Linked DNA regions of Mus musculus: all the other regions are linked to region 3. Evidence: chromatin loops called from intact Hi-C (ENCODE). Cell type or tissue: left cerebral cortex. All regions are shown on one strand.

The links. Hi-C counts contacts between places; a loop is a spot of excess contacts. Peaks named below come from ENCODE experiments on the same cell type or tissue, not always from the same donor. Only the 100,000 strongest peaks of a DNase experiment are listed, where the experiment ranks them.
Region 1: it touches region 3 in a loop (3-fold over the local background); 2 of 42 quality-filtered maps call a loop at or near these places.
Region 2: a loop joins it to region 3, with 2.2 times the contacts of the local background. A loop is called at or near these places in 4 of 42 quality-filtered maps.

What each region holds. Positions count from the first base shown.
Region 1 is chr1:100,228,776-100,236,775 of GRCm38, reverse strand. All of the region lies in intron 11 of Cntnap5b (contactin associated protein-like 5B), which reads right to left. Among named protein-coding and RNA genes, the nearest start is that of Gm41923, 20 kb to the left of the region's middle. In left cerebral cortex, a CTCF peak has its summit at 4,648; a DNase peak (open chromatin) is centred at 4,647.
Region 2 is chr1:100,210,876-100,218,875 of GRCm38, reverse strand. It overlaps Cntnap5b (contactin associated protein-like 5B), which reads right to left. Exons shown (of 24, transcript NM_172851.3): 11 at 5,103-5,209. Among named protein-coding and RNA genes, the nearest start is that of Gm41923, 38 kb to the left of the region's middle. In left cerebral cortex, no CTCF peak of the experiment used is centred here; no DNase peak of the experiment used is centred here.
Region 3 is chr1:99,771,144-99,779,143 of GRCm38, reverse strand. It overlaps Cntnap5b (contactin associated protein-like 5B), which reads right to left and starts at 6,743. Exons shown (of 24, transcript NM_172851.3): 1 at 6,298-6,743. The coding sequence starts at 6,379. Gm51641 (a long non-coding RNA gene) reads left to right here. Exons shown (of 3, transcript XR_003947954.1): 2 at 2,723-2,832. In left cerebral cortex, CTCF peaks have their summits at 4,844 (motif pointing left), 6,055 and 6,779; DNase peaks (open chromatin) are centred at 6,072, 6,346, 6,752, 7,880 and 2 more places; H3K4me3 peaks cover 2,613 bases.

The sequences.
Region 1 (8,000 bases), 460 kb before region 3:
CCCCCAAAACCAAGTGTGGAGCCCAAAGGAGATTTACATACCCCAAAGGACAGAAGCCACGGAATAAGAGACAAAGACAGGAGATAGAAGATGGAGGAGGGAAAGAGAACAAAGGAGAGTAGAGAAAATGGGTAAAGGAAAGGGATACTGAGAATTTATTCAGGGAAGGGAGGGGTCAGACAATGGACTTCTGAATAGAGAGAAGAGAGATGTGGTACATAGGAAAGTGACAGTTTATAAAGGTACAAGGGAAAGAAACCCCATGTACAGATGAGGTGTTTCATTTTAATTGGGCATGTTAACTATATGAGCCAAAGGAGGTTTTTCATTGATGGCTATTAGTACATTGATAGCTAGACTTTGGTAGTCACCCTCAGAAGGAGGAAATAGCCCTTGGGGGCTAGCTTCAGGATTGTAATCTAACCAGTTTTTATCCAGGTAGACAGAAAAGGGTAAGGTTTTCCAGAGCCATGCTCATTATCTTCAAGTTGGACAAAGTCCCTTCAGCCACATGAGAACTCTGGGATAGGTTAGAAACTGTGTTTGGAGATCAGGGCCTGAAACAAGAATAGAGATCTGTACACTGGGGCATATATTCCCCACCATATCCACAAAAAGACCAGATATAAGTTTTTCCTGGTACTACGTAAGAAACTGAGTCATCCTTTTCTTCCCTAGCCTGAGATGTGTGACTCTGCTGAAAACCTAGATCTTGCGCGCTGGACTCGACCAGCAAGTAAGATGCTGCAACAGAATCCTTCTGCACACGTTTATTGGGAGAGCTTGATTACAGAGGCAAAGAGACCCCAAGCCCAGAATTGGTGCTGCTTATATAGGCCTAGAGAGGCATGTCTCACACCCGGATTGGTTATGCACTATACCTCATTTGCATGTTCCTCATCTGATTGGTTACTCTCTCTCAGTACCTCACAGAACCTCATTATCATAACTCATTTGCATGTCTCACATCTGATTGGTTATACTCCCAGAACCTCATTATCATACCTCATTTGCACGTCTCACATCTGATTGGTGGTACTCTCAGAACCTCATTATCATGTCCGGGCCAGGCAGTGTCTTGGCAAAAAACTTTACTGCATATGTACACATTGGTTGTTTGTCCAAACTTATGCATGGTGGCCAGCAGTAGCCAGCACCACTCTGCAACAGCACATGTGGCTTCCCACACCTAGACATCAGTCTAGTGCCAAGGGACTCACCAAGAAGTGGGCAGGATTTCTTGCTTACAGGTAACCTCATTTAAAGGGAATCCTGTGTGAAATAATGTTTTATAAGGGTTGAATGAAGTTCTCATCTTGTGCCAGTTTTATGTCACTATAATGGAAACACTTGACATAGTTAATTTGCAAAGATAGAAGGTGTATATAGTCTAATAGTTTTGGTCCATGAAGCTAAAAACCCATTCCCATTATGCCTATGTCAGAACAGTTCATCTCAGAGGTATGCCAAGGCATTCATATGAACACACCAGCAGACAAAAAGACAGCAGAAGTTGTCCCTCAGTCTTAAGCAGCCCAAATTCTAAGGATTCACTTGCTAATGGTGCTACTTTGGGCTCAATCTTTAAGACATGGACCTCTGGAGGACAGTAAATATACAAACTAGATATGGTGCCACTAAATTCACATGTTGCACATAGGTTTTATGCCATAAAAGAATCATAAGAATGTGTATAGCATAAGAAAGACCCTGGCATTTGAACAAGATAATAGACAAACCCAGGAGCCACTTTTCCTCATTGATGAAGTGTGTGTGTGTGTGTGTGTGTGTGTGTGTGTGTGTGTGTGTGTGTAAACCAAAAGTCCACATCAGGTGTCATTTTTGGCCACAGTCTAACTTGTGACTTGAGGCAAGGTCTCCTAACTTGCCTGAGACTCACTGGTTGAGTTAGGGTGTCTGGTTTGTGAGCTCCAAAAATCTGCTTGTCCAGTGCTATGATTCTAAGCACATGCTATTATGTCTGCCTTTGTATAGGAGTTTGGAAGATAAAACTCAGTCTCCTGCTTGTGCATCAATCAACTCTGCCACCTCCCCTGACCTCACTACATACATTTTAAATCAAGGATAAGAGAGTGAGCTATAATTTGTTTACATAAGAATTAGTATACTTCCATCTTAATCATATGCTACATGACACTATAACCAGTGTCAATATCACAGGGCTAGACAAGCTTATGTGACATGGTTGTAAATAATACAGTCAAAACTCTTATGCTGCAGGATGCCACATTTTCAGAAGTATAACTGAATATATTTGAAGCGGAGAATGACAATGGGGCCAAGGTAATATATGACTGTGAGGGTGAGTTTCATGTATTAGCTTGGCAAGAATACTGCACCCAGTCACCTAGTGAATCACTGATCTCAGTGCTGCTGTAAAAGGGTTTTGTAGATGAGATTAAAATCTATGAGCAGCTGACAATATTTAACGGAGGTTATGTGGAAAATCTGGGTGGGAAGTCTGAAATCATCAGAAAAGCATGACATGGAGCTGAGTCTTCCTTGAAAGAAATATTGCCTAGGAGCTCAGAGAGGGCTCAGGCAGTAAACTGTCTAGAAGCATGAAGTTCTATTTCCAGAACACACCCCAAATGCTGAATGTGGTGACAAGAGTTTGTAATGCTAGTCCTGAAGAGGCAGATATAGTGAGAGGCTCATTGGAGAGCCAGCCTAAGCTGATTAGCAATTTCAGCCTGGGGAGGGTGCTATCTTAATAAAATATATATATGGACAGTTCTGAGAAAACAACACAAAAGATTTTCCTCTGCCTCCCTGAGATGCAAACATTCATACTCATGCACATACACACATATGAACACACATGCACAAACACATTCAAACACACATACTCACATGTGGATCCACACACATTTATACAGAAATACACATATGTACATACAGTCACACACATAGGCAAACATGCATGCAAAGAAAATAACACACTTGCACACATGCCACAGGCATGCACACACCCAATTCACCCTTTCATGCATACACACACACAATGAACTCAAATGAACTCAAACGAAGTCAAATGAACACACATGAACACATTCACTGGAGGAAAATAGCTTAACCTCCTGTCTTGGACATTCAGCCTTCTTTCCCAACTCCATGCCCTTTGGATTTCAGACTTGCCAATTAATTCCCACAATTACTTAAATCAGTTTATCACACTAAATCTTCTAGTACATCTTTCACTGAGCTTTTTCTTTTCCTGCAATCTGACTGATATCAGTGATGTCTATCATCCTTCATCTTCTTCAGTAATAACTCCAGATGATTCTGGCCAGCCCTTCTCTTACCTGCCCACTCCCATCCTAGTTCAGATCCTCTGGTTTCTTGAAACTTCCTTACCTTCTTATCTTCTCTGACTGTGAAGATCACAGGTGAACATGTACCTTTTTTTTTAATCTCACTCTTGCTCTTTGCTGAATAGGCTACATGTTTTCTTCAGCTTGATTTATCCATACCGAGTCTTATATATTTTTCAGTGTGTATTATAATACTGCCCTTCAGAGTTTGCTATTCTGAAGCCATTTGCCTTCGAAATCAAGTCTTAAAGTGTTTTAATGCTATAGACAATATTTAATCTATGATTTGGTCCAGTGTAAACACTTATTTGTACCTAACTGATATAAACGTGTTTTGCACAGATGAGTAAGTTTGAGAGGAAAAATTTGCAGGATCATGAGGTGAATGAAATAAAAATGACAAAAGAATGTTACTGTAATCTCAGACAAGATAAAATATAGAATCAACTATGAATATATATATATATATATATATACATATATATATATACATATATATATATAACTATGATTAGTGATTTGAAAGTCTGCTATAGTGATTATCACATTTTGATTCAAAGCATACTCTGTACTAATTAATAATCAGCAGAAATTCCCCTTTCTGTTAAATATTTCTTTTTGTTTGTTTGGGTTTTTGTTTTGTTTTTTGTTATTGTTTTTTTTTTTTTTCAAGACAGGGTTTCTCTGTGTAGCCCCGGTTGTCCTGGAACTCACTCTGTAGACCAGGCTGGCCTCTAAATCAGATATCTGCCTGCCTCTGCCTCCCAAGTGCTAGGATTAAAGGCGTGCGCAAAGCACTTTCTATATCCAACAAGTTCATAACTCTCCAGAGACCGCCTGCCAGAGACCAACAGGTAAGGGTTGTGGGAAACAGTGAAATCTAGAGCAGCAGCTCAGAAATTAAGAGACTGCTCTCTTCTTGCACAGGGTCAGAGTTCAGTTCTCACTGCCCATGATGGTTGTCTTACAAATGTCTGTAACATGATCTGTGACAAGTATAACATATTCCTCTGGCCTTTGAAGATACCTCCCCTTACATGTATGTACACAGACACAGATAGATAATTTGAAAATAAATCTCCAATTTTAAAAATGATAGTCTCCTTTTGATGACAAGTGGGAACTGTGTAAGGGGATTTTCAAGGTCAGGTTCTCTGTAAAAAAGAACTGTTAGTAACTCAAATATAACTAAAGAAAGTAGGGGAGAAATTGCACCTGCCAACAGCAACAGCTCCTCCTGCTATCAGTAGAAACATGAAGGTTGTAGCTGGGACATTGCAGACAGTTTTGAGACCAGCATTGTAAAGGGCTGCAATCTACGTGCCGCCACTAGATAGTGCTAAACCTCTTTGTGCGCAGCTGCGAGAGCACAGCCAGCCAAAGTCACCAGTCCATCTCCGAGGCTTTTGCCCAACCCCTGGGGGCTTTAACCTATCCCCAGGGTGCATGAGGATCATGGGTGTTGCTACCAGTCCTAGTTTAGACACGTCACCAAAAGTATTTAAGCCACACACTTTCTGAGCTTTCTTTGTCTACCTCAATATGATATAGAAGTAAAAGTTAACCGTGGAAGAATCTGGTGTGTCCTGTGTTTATTTCCCGCGGGACGGGGATAAGCTCGGGATACTTGGTGCTGAAACCCGGGAAAAAACGCCTTAACAACGCGGCACCTAGAGGAGACCCTCCGACCAACCGGAGCAGATTTCAGAACCACGGTGGATTTTGGAATTCCGAGAGCATGCTGAATCCTTGTAAGTAACTCTGATCCTTCTTAATCCCTCCCCTTAACTGGAAGGTGGCACTAAAAGCCTTTTGTTCTCATGCTGGCTGTGTTAACCCTATTTCTCCTGGTTTGATCCTGCACTCACCAGAAGTGGCGCTGAAAGAAAAAGTTTTGAATGCTGTGAAGCACGATCAGACGGACGTATATAAGCCGCAGTGCTCGTCTCATATTTAAGCCTCTCGTAGATAAGGGAGCAGTATGGGAAATTCACATTCTGTAACTACAGCTCTACACTCTGTTTTAAAACAGCGAGAGATAAAAGTTTCTACAAGAACCTTAGAAACGTTCATTAAGGAAATAGAACGTATATCACCTTGGTACGCGTGTTCAGGGTCGTTAACTCTTTCCTCTTGGGAGAAATTAAGGGAAGACTTAGCTAAGGAACAACAGAATGGGAAATTAAAGGCAGGGACCATGCCATTATGGAAACTGGTGAGATCGTGCCTGGAGGATGAGAGATGCCGTCCAGCAATAATAACAGGGCAGGCAATATTAGAAGAAGCACAGGACAGCATGGCAGAAACGGAATGGTGTGAAAGGTTAGGAGCTCCAAAAAAGGAAAATGTGCACAAAGTAAAAAGCCCTTCCAGAGACCTTGAGTCAGAGGAAGTGAAAAATTTGAGGATAAGTCCTCAGGGAGAGAAAAAGGAAAAGGAGAAAGTTCAGAAAAGGAAAAGCCTTTATCCGGTAAAGGAACTAGAGGCTTTGAAGCTTGATAGTTTAAAAGCAGATGAGCTTAGCTCCTCTGAGGAAGAGGAGTCGCATTATGAGGCAGCTCATTATAAAAAAGAAAGATACCATCCAGAGGAAAGGCGAGTGAAGAAATCAGAGAAAAAATTAAAAGTTACTGGAGACACAGAACAGGCCACCTCTGGGCCTTCTAGTCTCAATACACCTCCACCTTATGTGGAGAAATTTTATTCTGATTCTTTTCTTTCAAAGGAGGAAAAGAAAAAATTATATCAGACATTTCCTGTCTTTGAAGCTGCAGATGGAGGGCGAGTACACGCCCACGTGGAGTATACTCAGATAAAAGAACTTGCTGAGTCGGTTCGCAATTATGGAGTTAGTGCCAACTTCACTATCTCCCAAATTGAAAGATTTGCTACTTTAGCCATGACCCCTGGAGACTGGCAGACAACAGTGAAGGCTGCACTCCCTAATATGGGGCAATATATGGAGTGGAAAGCGTTGTGGCATGATGCTTCTCAGACACAGGCCAAAGTCAATGCCACTACTGAAGGCAATCAGAGAAATTGGACATTTGAATTATTGACAGGACAAGGGCAATATGCTAATAATCAGACGAATTATGATTGGGGAGCATACAATCAAATCTCCACTGCTGCCATTAAGGCGTGGAAGGCACTTTCCAAAAAGGGAGAGTCTGGAAGATACTTGACAAAAATTATACAAAATCCTCAGGAGTCATTCTCAGACTTTGTAGCTAGAATGACAGAGGCAGCAGACAGAATTTTTGGAGACTCTGAACAGGCAATGCCTTTAGTGGAACAGTTGATTTATGAGCAAGCCACTCAAGAATGCAGAGCAACAATTACACCTAGAAAGAGCAAAGGACTGCAAGATTGGTTAAGGGTATGCCGTGAGCTTGGAGGCCCCTTATCTAATGCAGGGTTAGCGGCTGCCATCCTGCAGGGCCAAAGGCGTTCAGATACAAATAGTAATAACAGGGTCTGCTATAACTGTGGCAAACCAGGGCATATGAGAAGAGACTGCCAGGCACTCGTAAAAGGAAAAGTGCTAGGGCTATGTACCAGGTGTGGAAAAGGCTATCATCGAGCCAGTGAGTGTCGTTCAATTAAAGACGTCAGAGGCAGATTTATTCAGTCTGGACCTCAGGCAGAAAGAAGTGAAGACAATTCAAAAAACGAGTTTCTGGGCCCCAGGTCCCAGGGCCCCAAAACATATGGGATCCCAGCTCACAACAGGCGGACACTACAGTCCACAGAGCTGCAGAAGTCTCAGCAAGAGTGGATCTCTGTGCCATCACTCGATTCATGCTGACACCCTCAATGGGGATGCAGCCCATTCCCACTGACTTCAAAGGGCCTCTGCCATCCAGAAGTGTTGGCCTAATACTGGGCCAGGCCTCCTTGGCTTTACAAGGCCTCATTATCCACCCTGGAGTCATAAATCAAGACTATGAGGGGGAACTTCAAGTTCTTTGTTCCTGTCCTCAAGGTGTTTTTTCTATAGCACAAGGAGATAAAATAGCTCAGCTAATAGTCTTGCCAAGCCTACATGGCTACTCCCCCTCCCCTGGTGTCCTTCAAGCTGCTAGAGAAATTGGCTCTGCTGAAAATGATTCTGCTTACTTAATAATGCCTCTTGATTCCAGGCCAACTTTAGAGTTAGTTATAGAAGGGAAACACTTCAAAGGGATTCTAGATACAGGAGCAGATAAAAGTATCATCTCTTCCCACTGGTGGCCAAAATCTTGGCCCGTTACTCAATCATCACATTCTTTGCAAGGGTTAGGCTATCAGTCCTGCCCCACTATCAGCTCTCGCACTCTGAGCTGGCAAGCACCTGAAGGTCAAACGGGAAGGTTTACTCCCTATGTCTTACCACTCCCAGTTAATCTTTGGGGGAGAGACATTTTACAGGCACTAGGAATAACCTTGACTAATGAGTACTCACCACAAGCTGTTCAAATGATGAAGAAAATGGGCTATAAAGAGGGAAAGGGATTAGGGAAAAGAGAGCAGGGTAGACTTGAACCTATTCCTCAAGAGGGTAATAAAGGAAGACAAGGCTTGGGTTTTTTCTAGAATCAGCTGTTGAGGGTTCCATGCCCATACCTTGGATTACAGAGGAGAATGTATGGGTTCCTCAATGGCCTCTATCCTCTGAAAAATTAG
Region 2 (8,000 bases), 440 kb before region 3:
CTTTAGTCTCTTCACAGTGTAGCTTGCTGACATCCTAACAAAGCACCTCAGGTCCCTTTTCAGCTTTACAAAAGGGTGTCAGCTTTATTCTCTCAAGTCTGATGGAGTATTTCTTGCTTTGGATAGTCAATAAGCATATATTGACTAGGAACATATCAAGCTGTCTGGTCTTCACAGTTAACAGTCATCACACAGCAGAGTAGCTTTGCTAGTTCCTCTTTATGGAAACAGGTCTCTGTCACATTTAGACAATTGCACATAGTAAGTAACTCTGACAAAAAATATATTACAAACTATCTTTCATATCTTTATCATAGGCTTAACTCATATATTAATATTATAAGATGAGGTTCTTATTGAGATTAACGTTCTTTAAATTCCATGTTAATAAGAGATAGCTCTCAACTTCATATAGACAAGAAGGAAGAGAAAAAAGAGAAAGAAACGGAGAAAGAAAGGACAATATGAAAGAAAGATGAGGGGGAAGAAATAGAAGAGGAAAGAGGAGAAAGAAAGGAAGAAGAGGGACAAGAAAGGGAATGATGAAGAGGAGAGAAAGATGAAGGGACAATAAGAAAAGAAGAAAGAAGCAGAAGAGAAGAAGTTTGTTCATGTGTATGTATGTGTATCTGTGTCTGTGCATGAGCATGTATGTATTCCAATGTATTCCAATATGTGATGAGAGAGAGAGAGAGAGAGAGAGAGAGAGAGAGAGAGAGAGAGAGAGAGAGAGAGAGAATGTGTATATGCCTGTGTATATATGTGTGTGTATCTTGTTGGTAGGTGTGCATGTATAGGGACTCAACATTGCTGTCTATTATAGTTTTTTTTCATATTTTTGAGACATATCTCTCTTATCTCACTGATTTATCTAGACTAACAAGCCTGTAAGCCCAAGTGATCCTGTCATAACATCACATATCACCCTTAATTTTTACAGAGTGCTGAACATCGAATTCAGGTTCTTATGCCTGTACTGAAAGCTATTTACTAAGTAACCCATCTCTCTATCTCCCCCAGCACTGATCTAATGTCCATTACATAGTAGATATTTGATCTTTGATAGGTGCTGAAAAACACAAGTGAGATTGTGATACTGCAGACAGCATCAGGTTCAGTTGCTGGGATGAGAGCTCTGTTCCTGGGAAAACAATAATGGAGGTTTCAGAAGAGATTTGAAGAGGAGAAGGAAAAGAGTAAGAAGAGAGAATCAGCAGGATATATTGACTACTAGTAATGCTTGGTTGGTCAAGCATGATGACCTGAATTTGTCCCCTGGGACACATATCTGGAAAGTATCAGGAAAGTGATTCCTGTAAGTTGTTCTCTAGTCTATGATGATTTACACTCTCTCTCTCTCTCTCTCTCTCTCTCTCTCTCTCTCTCTCTCTGTCTCTCTCTCTCTCACACATACACACATGCACACACACATGCATGCACACACTCACACACACTCACAAATACATACACATGCACTCATGTATGTGCTTGCATACACAGAGACATACACACACCAAGTAAGTAAACAGGTAAATAAATATAACACATTCATTAATTCATTAATTAATAGAGTTTTGAAGACAGAGTTTATCTGTGTAGCCCTGGCTGTCCTGGAAGTTGCTCTGTATACCAGGCTAGCCTGAAATTTACAGAGGGCATCTGTTTTCTGACTCTGAAAGAAGAAATAACATACAAAGGGTAAATTGCTTGGAGCTTGGTCTTCTGGCAACACAAAGAAGTTCCAAGAACTTAGCCTAAGCACCAAAACAGAAGTAATCAATTTGTATATGATAGAACTGTGAGCAGAGTGAGCAGCAGCTCACCTGATTGAAAGCACACTGATATGCAGGAAAACTAGAGGGGCACAATAGGTGGGGTTACTTAATGCTGAGTCTGACTGGGCTGAGTCAATGAGAAGCTGACTAGCAGGGGAGGAGTGTGGAGGAACTTTTGGTGGCCTTTCGGAACAGCAGACCTCTTCCCAAGTGGCAGTGTTACAGCTCTGATGAGAGGAGCTCTCAGATAACAAAGTAGTTCTCACACACCTTTATTCCTTCTGGATAGGATTCTTATATACAGTTTGGGGATGGGTCAGGGTCTGGCAGCAGGTACTTGCCATTAGCTTGGTCTGAGAGCTTGGAGCTGCCTTATCTGCATGTGGGAGGGCTTAGGGTGCTGTTCCTACATGACTGTGCATGTGCATGTGTATGTATTTGTGTGTGTGTGTGTGTGTGTGTGTGTGTGTGTGTGTGTGTGTGTGTGTGTGTGTAAATCATCATAGACTAGAGAACAACTTACAGGAATCACTTTCCTGATGCTTTCCAGATATGTGTCCCAGGGGACAAATTCAGGATAAATAGTATTTAATATAAGAGGTGATCATCAGGGTGACAACTTCTCTGAATTGATCTCCAAATTACTTTTTTTCTGGGGACAGTATCACCTCTTATATTAATGGATGTCAATTGATGGATAAATAGGTGGATTTTTAAAGAGCTTGGAGAAAAGCAGGATGAAACAAAGAAAAATATAGAGAAGTGAGTTTGTTCATGCAGCTGGGGATGAGCTAGGCATGCACTGACTTTGTCTGGTCTAAGATATAAAGTCAACTGGAGCTGTTCCTGAGTGTAGTCAGAATATAATTCAGTAAAAATCCTTCTTTGTTTCAGGGAATCAAAATATTAATTATCAGATATACAAGGCAGTTTGTCAGTAAATGAAGAACAGTCATTCTATGGTCCTAGCAGTCAAATTTAAACAATTTAAACAAAGCAAATGAAAAATACTAACTCCAAGAGTACAAATATTAACTTCCATTTTGATATCCAAGCATTTAGCAGAAAGACATGGTAAGTAGTTTTATCTATTAAGTGATTCCAACAGAAAAGTGAAAATAAAGTCAGAGAAAAGAACTGTGAAGTATACACTGTCTTAAGTCTTTCAGACACTTAGAAGTATGAAGTAAGACCTTTCAAATCAATTTGTTTCTTGACCTTCTGCCATTTCTGAGGACTAATCCTGTAAATAATGCAACTCATGATGATGAGAAGATTGCTAAGTTGGAATTTGCTGTGCATAAGCATGAGAGTCTAAATTTGTCCTTAGAACTTATGTAAAAGGTAAGTAAGAGTGTTTTGCACCTGCAGTCTCAGAGCTAGGTGATAGGTAGTGACTATCCTGGGGCCTTGCTCACCAGCTCATCAGAAACAGTGAGCTCCAGGATAGGGGAGAAGCTGCATCTCAGAAAAAAAAAAAAAAAAAAACAACTAAGCAAAGATAAAACTGACAACTGAATTCAGCTTCTATCCTCTATACATACCAGTACAAATTAGGACATATGCATACATATATACACACCCATATACATAGCACAAAAAGAGTCCACATCTTGTGGACCATGCCATATATCTTTGATCATTCTGCTCCAAATCTCATTATGCCTCCCATCATTACACCTCTTTCCCACACAGATTCACTTCTAACTTCATGTCTTCTGTATATATGACTTAATTCATCTAATACAATCTAGGACTCACAAATGAAAAAAAAAATGCCTGGAAAACTGAATACTAGACCAACAAGATATATTAGCCAAATCACCCCGGGGGATGGAAGGCTATCGAAAGAACTCCAAGTCAGTATCCCATAAACACTTGCACATCAGTATTGCTTTAGCTCATTTCACAGTAGCTACGTCATGGAACCTTCCCAGGGCACTGCCAGAAGAGGAATAGATAAAAAAATGTAGTCATACACATGAAAAAAATTATTTTCAACCCTAAACAAGGATGAAATTATGCCAACCACAAGAAAATGGATATTTCTCCTTTCACATATATCAGCCCAGTCCTGTTCTCTTGTCTCCTGACTCTGTCATTAGTGCTCCATTCTAGCGCATGGGTTCTTTACAGTTTCTCCACAGGACAATGTTATACTCACTAGTATATACACTTCCTCCATACTCTGAATTCTTCTTTCTATTTTTCTTCTATATCTTGAACACAATCAGCCTAGGCCTTCAATCTAAAATTTTCCAAATGCCCACCACTGACATGTAGTCACGAATACTTACAATCAATATTTAAGATTTTTAGCCTCTCTTCTCATGGTCTGACATATTATTCCTTCTATTGAAGAAGACAGTAGGGTAGTATCTGATCAGGCAAATGTGAGCAGAAATATTACTCATTCATATTTTCAGTAGAAGCCTTTGAATAAAATACAAGCCTGTACCCTTATCATGTATTTCCTTCCTGTATTTTCCTTCTCTTGGCCATAGCAATATTCAGAAGATACCGCTACCATTTATTAAGATAATGAGAAAGAAGGCCTGAAAATGTGTGAGGGACTTTGTGGTATAGCTATGTTGTAGTTTGAATGTGAACTGTCTTCCATAAGTTCATGTTTGAACATTTGGTCTCTGGCTTGTGGTGCTGTTTGGAAAATTTCAGAACTTTTAGATGGTGTAACCTCATTGGAATAAATTGGTAACTGGGGACAGGACTGGAAGCTATAGAGCTTTATTCGATTTTCTAGTATAGTCTGTTTCCTGAGTGTGAATACAAAGTGATGTCAGGATTTCTGTTCTTTCTACCATGCCTTCCCCACTGGTTGCCATGCCTTCTTCCTTTAGAATAGCTAGTATCTTTCTGGAACTGTAAACCCAAATAAATCTTTTCTCTCTTAAGTTGCTTTGGTCATAGTATTTTATCATTGTGGTAGGAAAATAACTAAGACAGACATCAAGCCACTTGTCACTTGGACCATTGATATATGAGCTACTTGTTGCAACAGTACAACTCAAGTAATGAAGACATTGCCATCTTGCAAAGCTCCCCTGTGTAATTATAGCATCATTTTTCTCTTTTAATTTACCATATATCTGACCTCACTTTGTTTACCCTGTTCTCATAAATTTCATAAAGATATGGCTTGTGTCTATTCTTTTCCTCTGCACCATTCAGTATTTGGAATATTGTATCCTATTTGATAATTTATGCTAAAGGTATAGACAGTGCTCACAATGTGGTGAGTAGCCAGGGTCCCCACACTGCATTCCTGGAGTTGTATCTACATACTGTAGGCACATTTTGTGTACTCACAATCATGACAGGTGGCTCCTGTGTAACCAGTATTACTGCAGTTGCAGTAGAAGTTTGTCCAGGTTTGAGTACAGTGTCCTCCATGTTCACAGTAGTTGGGGAAACACCTAATGGGAGGAAATGCAAAGCAATCAAGCCAAGATGGTTGAAACAGACAGGCAAGCAAAAACAGGAGCAACAGGAAATGGATATGCTAAAGTCCTATTACTGCCACAGTTAAATGATTTGAAAACCATTCAGACATGCTGAGTCGTAGAGAACTCAGAATTGAATTACACCTTTAAGTAAAACCTTAAATTCTTTTGCACAGATACAAGAATGGAGGTAGGAATATTCTAGAGAATAGCTAAATATTTATTGTGGCACAAAATGCAGAATGGTTATAACTTTACATCGGAACAAACACTTGCCACAGACCACGCCAGTCGGATATGGGGGTCCCTGGGACGAGGGTCCTCAAAGGCTAGATCAGTAAGGATTCATTGGTGACAAACTGAAACAAACACAGAGCCAGTTTGAATCTGAGTGTATTTTGCAGCTCTCAAACAAAGGTTTTTATATATAAAGAAACAAGTATTACAACTCTTAGAAGATGTGTTTCATGAAGCAATATCATCATTGACATTTGGCACAGTAAAGCACAAAAATCATCCAAGTCTAGTGGCATATTTCCAAGAGCAGGTTAATAAATTTTTATGGTCAGTTATTATTTAACCTCTGCTACCTGATTTTTTGGTGAATCTTTAAGGTGTAAATTTAAACTATTTTAATTTTTTTTTATTTAAGGCTTTCTTTACCATATACTAAAGCCAACTTCTGATGACACACATATATCCATATGAAATTTTATTGTTGGGAAAGTTTTTATCTATCTTAATACTATTTTGTGATTTTGTAAGTGATTTATAAAGTAAAGCGCTGGTTTTTCTGTAGATAAGGTCATGGCTAGTGACCCCACCTCAAGGGATAGTCTCCATTTTTTTCTTTAAATCCTAGCCTATGCTATCAGGAACATCTCATAAAGAAGAAGTGGAACAGCAGAAGATAAAATACATACACTGCTATGAGAACTACGACTCATAGCTACTGGAAAAATAGTTTAATTAGAAAAATGCTTGTCTTACAAATATGAGGGCCTGAGCTCAATCCCACAGAATCTGTGTACATGATTTTGCATGCTGCTAATGCCAGACAGAGTTAAGGAGTTAGGGACAGTCAAATCCCTTATACTCATTGGCTATCTAGTCTAGCCTACTTGTTGAGTTCCTGACCTATGAGAGAACCTGTTTCAAAACTAAAATGGATGATTCCTGAAGAACAACAGCTAAGGATATCCTCTGGCATCTACATCCAGAGGTCCACACACATGCATTTGTACAAACATCAACATGAAAACATACATACTATACAGTTCTATCAATATAAAAACACCCTAAAATAACATTTTTTTCTTATGCTACACAAATTATAATGATTTTAGGACAACATTCTCAAGTCCAGCTGTATATGGAGAAAAAGGTTTGGTGTAAGCTGTCAGAAATACTAGTCATTTAAAAACATTTTTAATAAGTTTCCCATAGTCCTTGCACTAGTGTTAATAAACTCAACCTAACATTGAAAATATAGGGCTCAAAGTCATTTGTCTATGGTCACTAAAAGAATCACTGTTGTATTTCTCACAATGAAAAGAACATTTGAGAAATGGAAAAGTCTAATAATTCTAGAATAAGGAACAAACTGAGTGAGAACATGCAGAGCTTTCTTATAGCACTGTGTATTTAGGACCAGTGTACTGAGACTAGAAAAGATCATCTCAACACACTTACTTGATAGGAGACTTATAGGTAAGTCTTATAATTTGCTTATTTGAAGAGGCTGTTTCACTGCTTTTAAGCCTTTTGGCTAAGATCAAGTGAAAAGACTGATTCATGAGCATGGTTTCCAGATGCTTTAATCAGTTCCTGTTAAATGCTGTTTCTTTTCTTTGCTCTATCAAGTAGCACAAACTGATTATTTTAGAACCAAACACAGAAAGTAAATGTCATATAGATATAAAAGGGAACTAACATTGTATGTGGATATTGGTAGTCACAACCAAAATAATATATCTAAAACAGTCATGGTAGGATGGAAAAGATGGTTCAGTGGTAAAGCACTGGCTGCATAAGTATAAGGGATAGAGTTTGTATCCCTAGCACACATGCAATATTCCAGGCAAGCAAGACAGAACACTTGTGACTTTTATACCCAGGAAGCAGAGAAAGGAAGTCTCCAAGGCAAGCTGATTAGCTAGAAAACAAAACACACTCACTTTAGAGTCAAATGAGAAACTCTGACTCTATCTACAAGGTGGAAATTGTAAAGCAAGATGTGCTTTGTCAACCTCTGACCTCCATATGCACTCATGATAAATGGAGAACACACAGACATCATGTGCAACATCCCCCTCTGCCAATTGTTGTAAATGTTCTTGACAAATGTGACTTCTTAATGCATACTTTTTCAATTTAAATATATCAATTTTCTGGATGATTCAAAGCCCAGATGAGGTAACACAGTTAGTGTCTGACTTGATGAATATGGCAGACACACTGCCATATTTACTCTGTATGAAATCAGAGTGCACAAGAGTTTCAGTAGATGATCAAGATTTCAAAGAAAGCATTGGATATGGAAGGGGAAGAAAATCAATAAGCATAAAAAGAAAAAATATGATAACTCAGAAAGTATCCTAACACTTGAAAACTGGTGCCAGGGAGATAGGTCTGTCACTGATTAAGCAAGTATGAGATCCTGAGGTTAGGTCCGAGAAACTATATAAAAAGTCAAGACATGGTCATATGTGTCTGTAATCTTACCTCTAGGTGGTAAAGACAAGCAGCCTCCTGGCACTCACTA
Region 3 (8,000 bases):
AAATGAAGTGAGTTTTCCATTAAAAAGGCTTTTCTATAATCCAGCACTAAATTTCATTGAATAGAATCCAAATGCTCCTTTATATCAAACCTAAAGCAATGAGAGAAATTTCTTATAGCAAGGGGAACACATATTTTTAAGATTTTAGATAAAACTTTCATTAACATAGCATAAAGAAAGTCAATCAAATGAGCTCAATCTTGTAGAAAAGTCAGGTAACTAACAAGCTGTTTATTTGTTGTTCTTTTCTTTTTTTAAATTTTTTTTATTACGTATTTTCCTCAATTACATTTCCAATGCTATCCCAAAAGTCCCCCACACCCTCCCCCCAACTCCCCTTCCCACCCATTCCCATTTTGTGGCCCTGGCGTTCCCTTGTACTGGGGCATATAAAGTTTGCCTGACCAATGGGCCTCTCTTTCCAGTGATGGCCGACTAGGCCATCTTTTGATACATATGCAGCTAGAGTTAAGAGCTCTGGGGTACTGGTTAGTTCATAATGTTGTTCCACCTATAGGGTTGCAGATCTCTTTAGCTCCTTGGATACTTTCTCTAGCTCCTCCATTGGGGGCCCTGTGATCCATCCAATAGTTGACTGTGAGCATCCACTTCTGCTTTTCTTTTCTTTTCTATTTTTTTTTTTTTTTTGCCTTCTTTTTTACTTCAGGATACAAATGCTTTCATGCTGCCTAAGTTAGACCTGCTCTGAAAGAAATCCAGAAGGAAGTTCATGCTGCAGATCCCACATTCTTTAAGCCAGTCTGAACTTCTATTTAACTTTACAATTGACTTCTACTTCTTTACTTTCTCCTCCTTCTCTATATTAATCAGCAGCACACCCCTATTAGTCTGCTGAGTTTTTCCAACCCTTAGCTTCAGTTCTACATTCTTCAAGACCATAGTTGGATGCTATTGTTGTTGAATTTCCACAACAGTCATAAGTAATAGTTGTTAAAATAACAGCACAAAGTTAACACATCTTAAATGCAAGTCTCTGCCAATACAAAGTAGAAAATTCTGAGTTTAAGCCTGAAAGCTCTTGCTAGAAAATCATTAAATCATTCGCTCATTCATCAACTTGCTCAGTCTTTTAGGTTTTGGGTGCAGTAGTGCAAATAAAACATGACAAAGAGGTAATGAATCTTAGTTGAAGAAAAAGGAATTATAGAAATTGTCACTTTACTGAGACAGAATATTCAAAAATATATTTTTCTGTGACAATTTCATATATACACAACATTTCTGATTCTTACCATCTCCAGTTTTCTTTTCCCTGTCCCCAAGACACTTCCAGTACATCCTGCATTAGAATGTGTGTGTAGGTTGGGGGGTTGCTGTATGTAGATTGAAAGACTACAAGGAAACTTTTTTTTAAGAGAAAATGGTACTGTAGACCAAATTAATAAACAACACATACAAATAAATCCAAGAGATATGAGACAGTATTTTTTGCTTGTAAAAAGTAGAGCTCTGTATTTTGTTAGGAGGGATACTGTAGATGAGGATTAGATGATTATGTAAAGACAGATGAGTTTCACCATACCACACATAACAGGACTTCATAGCACTACCTAAGCATAACTATGGTCTGACATTGTCAGACTTATGGAATATAATGTCTATAGAAGTGCCCTTTGTGGCAGTGCCCTGTGCTTGTGTATACACAGCACTATATTCTAAATTTCTTCTTAAGATTTTCTCCATCCCTTCTCAAGTTTTTAATTAAAGATATGAACGAGAGTAAATCCTCAGCCCAGGGTACAAGCCCAGATAGAAAGTTGCTTTTCTTTGAACAATGTGATATTTACAGCTATGCTTCAAATCTTGGTGTGAGTTTCTTCTTCTTTTTTTTTTTTTTTTCATTTTCTTTTTTTAGGAATGACTCTAGAGTTGAGTTTATGGAAAACTGCTAGCTCATGTCCTTCTCCAAGGCTAAGGTTATGAGGCTGAACTTAGAGAACCCGTGCCAAATTCCTGTGGATGTTATACAAACTACCTACTGTCATGCATTGGGAGACAGTTTGTTGTAAAGATATTTGTGTTTAAAAATGGATGTAGGTTGGGATTTACATTTTTCTCATTTGCTTAGACTATTAAATTTGGGACATGGTTAAGATCTACTCAATTGAAATTTATTCATATGAACTGGATCACTTATTCTACTTTGCCTTCTAAAGTGTGTAACCTGGGGGTATATTCTGCATGTCTACTAGTAGGAATTAAAATCACATTAAACTTTTATCCTGAATATCATTGTTTCTCAACTTTGAAGCTTGTTAATCTCAAACACACATAAATGAAATAACCAGGAAGTAGCATCTCTAGGTAACAATGACAAAACATTACAAGTAAACATTGTCTTTTTCATTAAACCCAGTCTTTTACTCCAGACACCAAGGTTCCTGGGGTCAGTGTGTAATCTTTACAAGCTCACCAGACAAAGGCACTAGTGTTTTAATGAATGAAATTATTTCCTTTGGGGATATAAATGTCAGTATTGTTTCCAAATTGGAACAGTGCAACTTCTCAAAATTTTAAAACACCATTGTCTTCTGCCTTATTAGGTAACTCTCCATTCTCCACCTTCTTATCTGTTCTGAGTAATTACCACACACAGGTCATAGTTCACCACGGTGTGTGTTTTCAGCTGGAAGACATTGAGGTGACAACAAAATATTTAGAAATTCATTGAATCATATCATTTTATTTTAAATGGATACAGGAAATTAAAGTGGTTCACTCAAAGAAAACTGAAGCCAACCGGACAGATGAGCAGAGACAAAGGAAGACTACAACTGGGAAGGTGGTTGTTCCTTAACTAGGAAAACACAGGTGAGAGTAGAGTTGCTCCAGTAGACATTATTATCATAAGTCCTGTTCTTAAAAAAATCTCTACTCTAGTTCTTAATTTATATTTTATAGTTGCAAAATGTTAATCTCTTTTAGATATAGGAGTTAAGTGAAGGAAATGGAAAGCAACTTTTTTTTTTACCTTTAATGATCAACATGAAGTTGCTATTAAAAGTCTGATATCTCTTTACTGTCATGATCAGCATTCTCACAGACTTTTTAAAACAGCATGTGAGAAAAATCTAGAATAGAGCTTATTATATTCTTATCATAGTAACATGTCTCTGTGACTCTAATAATAAGCATCAAACTTCCAAGAGGTACTTAGTTCTTGTTCTTTTTTCAGAAAAATTAAAGGTTTTTTTAAATTAAAAATTACATCATGTATTATGTTTCTTTTTAAAATGAAATTAACAATACATTTATATGCGTGTCATAATTAGTTCTCCTGCTTTCTAGATACCCTACTTTGTCATGATAAAAATTAAACTTGTTTAATCTTAGAAGAATAGCATTATTAAGATATTTAGCTGCTGTTCAATTTGGAGTAAACACATATCTTACTTGCTGGCTACATTTTACTGGCAGGCTGGAAAGGACAGTAATTAGATAGACACTTGACCCCTCTGGTCTGAGGCATCCTAGTTTCTAGAACTTCTTAGATACTGATTCTAGACACATTTGCCCAAATTCCCAAGTCATACCATAGCTTCTCATGTCAAAGAAGGTGAATGTATAATACTTTAAAAATTTTTACATTGACCTATATCTATATTCAAACTTAAACAGTCCTCTTAGAATATATATACCCAATGGAAACACTCTAGCTGTTTAATATCCTGAAAATCAAGAATGCGAGAATTTCCAGAGGTTTTTATTACTGGTAGGTAATTAGATTCTTACCATAGAAATGGAATATCTGTATTATGCTGGCATTCTTTCTAGCCTGATTTTGTTTACATAGTGCTTAATAAGAAACTTACACAATTTGTACTTTGGTAAGTAGAAAGGACTATGTGTGAAAGGGTGTATGAGAAAACCAAACATATACAAATAGATACTTACACACTACAGAGTATAGCAACAGCAATAAAGAGTGATTACAAAAAAGAGGAGACAAGCAAGCTATTTTTTAAGAAACCTCACACCTATAACTTAATACCCATAACTGTCCCCCATGGAAGAACTTGGTCACACGATCTGTTTTGAAGGCAGATATTACTCCTTAACATGTAGGGGAAATAATTTTTAAAAAGAATAATTCTCTTAAATTAAAAGGAAACTCTTGGAAAGGAAATATCTAGGTCATCAAAGAATATATGCAAATGTGAACATATTATATATTACTAGCAAATCCAATATCTACACAAAAACTGCACAATAGCTTAGAGAAACTGGGAAATACTCATGATTGCATTGAGAAGTTTTGCCTTATAGGCTCTGAAGACCACTAATATGCATAGATTTCAGAACCAGCTGCCAACCTATTGTTTACTGAATGTATCCAGTTTTTACAGTACAATAAACTCTCACTGCTATTCCTGAAGAAAACTGTCTCTAGAATACTTAGCCAGCTTCACTCACTCAGTGACTGTGTTACTTGTAAATGGGGAATGCAATGACCACTTGGGAAATTCTGAAGACCATTATCACCAACTTTCTCTTTAAATACCCAGAACAGGCTTTGTAACTATTGTGGATATGACAGATTGAAGTCTTAAACCCATGTCATTTAGTTTCATGTACATAATTAAAATACATTAACCATAGTCAAATTAATTTACAGAAAATATAGCTCCAAGAAAGAATTTCAAGAAGGGTGATACTTGAAGAAGCCTAAGTCACGCTGAGCACTCTACCCATTTCATCAGTATTCCTCACTCTCACCTATAGGATCTTCAAAGTATTCATGCTCTTCAGCTAAAGGAATGTGCTACAGGGAAAACACAATTCAGAGCCACGCCTCTACATTAACTGGGCAGCACTGACCTCTAGTGTTCGAGAAGGTAGAGAAACTAGCTCAGTAGCAAAGTTTACTTCCTGTCTAAGGCTCTTGGGTCTTTCCCTTGGGCACCATGGGGATAATTTCAATGAGAAAAGGGCAAAGGGGGGAGAAGAAAGTCGGGGGTGGGGGTGGGGGGAGAAAGGAAGTTTGAGAAAGCAGAAGAGAAAATTCCATTTACCTGAATGTAATCTCCCTCAATATATCCTCTAAAATAATTTATTCACTTATCAAAACACAATGGACAGGGAAGCCTAACAATTGTAAGCTTTCCAATCTTTGGATAACAGAAACACTGACTCTACTTTGAACATCTATTCACCTGTCTGCACTCTATAATGCAAATTCTGGGACAAGATCCTCTAAGAATTAAGTAATAAGGCAAAAGGATCGTCTATAGTAAGTCTTCTTATCTTTTTCCACCTGAAAATGATAATACAAATAAAGAAATGATAATACAAATAAAAAAAATAATACAAGTAAAACAATATTGGTCAAGTCTGGATAATATTTCTGAGCTTCAGTGTAGGAAAAGAAGATGAGGGAACAAACGCATAAACTTGAGAGTCTGTGGTAAGCCACCCTTGCAAAGAACACAGATGGCTTAATTGCATTTTTTCTCATTTGGGAGTTCCCAAAGAAGGCAAAATTTCCCTCCTTCTGCCTAAAGAAGCAACTGAGCAATTGAGCTTGAACCTCTCATAGGTTTAGCTATTTGTGTTCAAGTTTCACAAACTGGATTCTTTAAATATGTAGTACAAGGGGCAGATCTATGAGAGTCAAAAATTACTGCCAATTAAATAACTGTTATATGCTTGCTCGGGTCGAAACGTGGACAGTGCGATGCATACTCCCTATTCCTTCTCAGGCACCAGAATTTGGAGGGTGGAGTGTGTTCTGGAGCTCTCCCTCCTCTGCCTTGTAATAGGGAACCATTGATCTCCTGTAGTAACTACATTTGGACTACAATTCTTAGGCCCAAACTCCCAAACCCTTTACATGGGTGTTCATTGGTTATAAAATGCCCCAATTGGAACCTTATGCCAAAGGCAGTGAAGAGAGCTCAGTACTTAGGGTGGAGGTGGGGGTTGAGTTGTTTGGGGCACTTTTCAGATCGGTGGGAGATGCAGTTGCTGCTATTACAGAGTTCCTTGACTCTGAAGGTTCTCTGCCCCTAGAGGCTTGCTCATGGCCGTGCATCCCTGGCTGAGATTAAGAACCATGGAGCTAAGGGAACTTTATGATTACAAAAGAAGGGCAAGCAATGCAGGCAGCAGAGCAAGCTCCTTACAGTTCTGATAACTTTTGAAATAGTTGGAGTGGTGGTTACAGTTTCCCCCTTCATCTTTCCTTCTACCCAGGGCATATATGGTCAGAAAGTGGATAGTTATTCCAAAGAGCATCGATCCCACCTCATCTTCCCTCCCCCAGCTCTGAGTACTCACAATTTGTCGCTGTTAATCCAACGTGCCACAAGCCAGACAGCACCAAAGTCAAAATGCTGGTCAGTCTTGGTACAGAATCCATTTCCCCCGAGTGAGCGATTCTTCCAGTTGAATCCCAAATTCATAGGCACCAGCCTTGGCTTTTCTTTCTTTTCTTTTCTCACTCTCTGTTTCCACTCCTTCGCACAGCCTCGCCCCCTCCCACCCCCCCTTAAACAGACACTCTTCTCCTTCACTCCATTTTGCTTCTCAGATCCTCCACTGAAACCGTAGCAGAGCTTCCTCGGAGCTCCGAGCTGCAGTCGACAGTTCCTGCAACTGTCCCTTTCTGTGCTTGCCTTTCTTGCTTGCCTTCTCTTAAAGATTGCCTTTCTTAAAGGTTCAGATCTTGCGCACAGCTCCACCAATAGTCTAAAGTACTTTGTTCCGGCGCAAGAGCTAGATTCAGCACCAGGGTGAAGGACAGCTCCTTATCCGCACATTCTGAGCGGCACCGCCCCCTGCCTAGAAGCGAGCTCGCCTATCAGAGTGCCCTGGGCGGTCCTTGGTTGCTCCCGCGTCCCCCCACAGACGCTCCTGTGACTCGCTTAGGCTACTTGCTGGGAAAGTAAAGAGAAAAGATCCAATCTATCTGTCTGCCGGCCTGCCTCCCTCCGTCTACCTCTCCCCTTCCTCTCCATCCTTCTCTCCTCCCCTCCCGCCCCGACCCTCCCTCTCCCTCTCTCTGTCTCTCTGTCTCTCTCTGTCTTCTGTCTCTCTCCCTGTCTCTCTCTGTCTTCTGTCTCTCTCTCTGTCTCTCTCTGTCTTCTGTTTCTCTCTCTGTCTCTCTCTCTCTGTCTCTCTCTCTCTCTCTCTCTCTCTCTCTCTCTCTCTCTCTCTCTTTCCTGTCCATGCATCCCAGCATCCCTAACCACTTATCACTTCTCTTTCTTTTCCTCCCAAATTAGGGGCCAGTATTGGCATTTAAATCAGGTTTTCAAACAATGATGCTAAAGTGATGCTTAAAGGGGTTGGAAGAGAGAAAGAAGCCTTAGGAAATGGGATTTTCCCATGGAGAACTCAGCAATGACCTATGCTAGTGCCTAATACCTTTTTCCTCACTTCGCAGGAGAGAGTCAAAGGAAGCTTCAATTATGGGGTTCAATTTCAACTGTAGGGATGTGTAATTGACTAGTATTGATCTCATTGGGATTTCCGGTTTAGCCATTTAGAGATAGGATCGCTCTCCACTTTTGACTTTCCCTATCTGCACCTATCCTTGGTTGCTATTGGCACATTGCTTCCACAAGTACTACAGGATGATTGCTGCTGTGGGTCCCAAAGGAGCCAAGATGGTACGCTGGCATAAAAGAAAAACGTTTAAAAACTATTTTTAACAGGAAGGGGCTGGAGGATGAGTAGAAACAAGTGGGTGTGAGGGTCATGTGTGAGCCCATTGTTGGCTTTTAAAAGCTTTACATCTATAATAGAGAAGATGCATTTTGATTGCTTCCTCGGGGCTCTGCATTAGAGGTCTTGTTTATTTAGGTTCTAGCATAAGTCTGCTGACTTGCTTGCTTTGCCATAGATCAACTTATTGTGCATTTAGTGTGAAGCTGCCAGAAACGTGTCAAATGTTAACAAAAGAGGAACCAGTAATGATGTCTTCTATGTGAAATTTACATCAAGTTAGAGTCTATAGGATTTTTCCACATCAAAGGAAG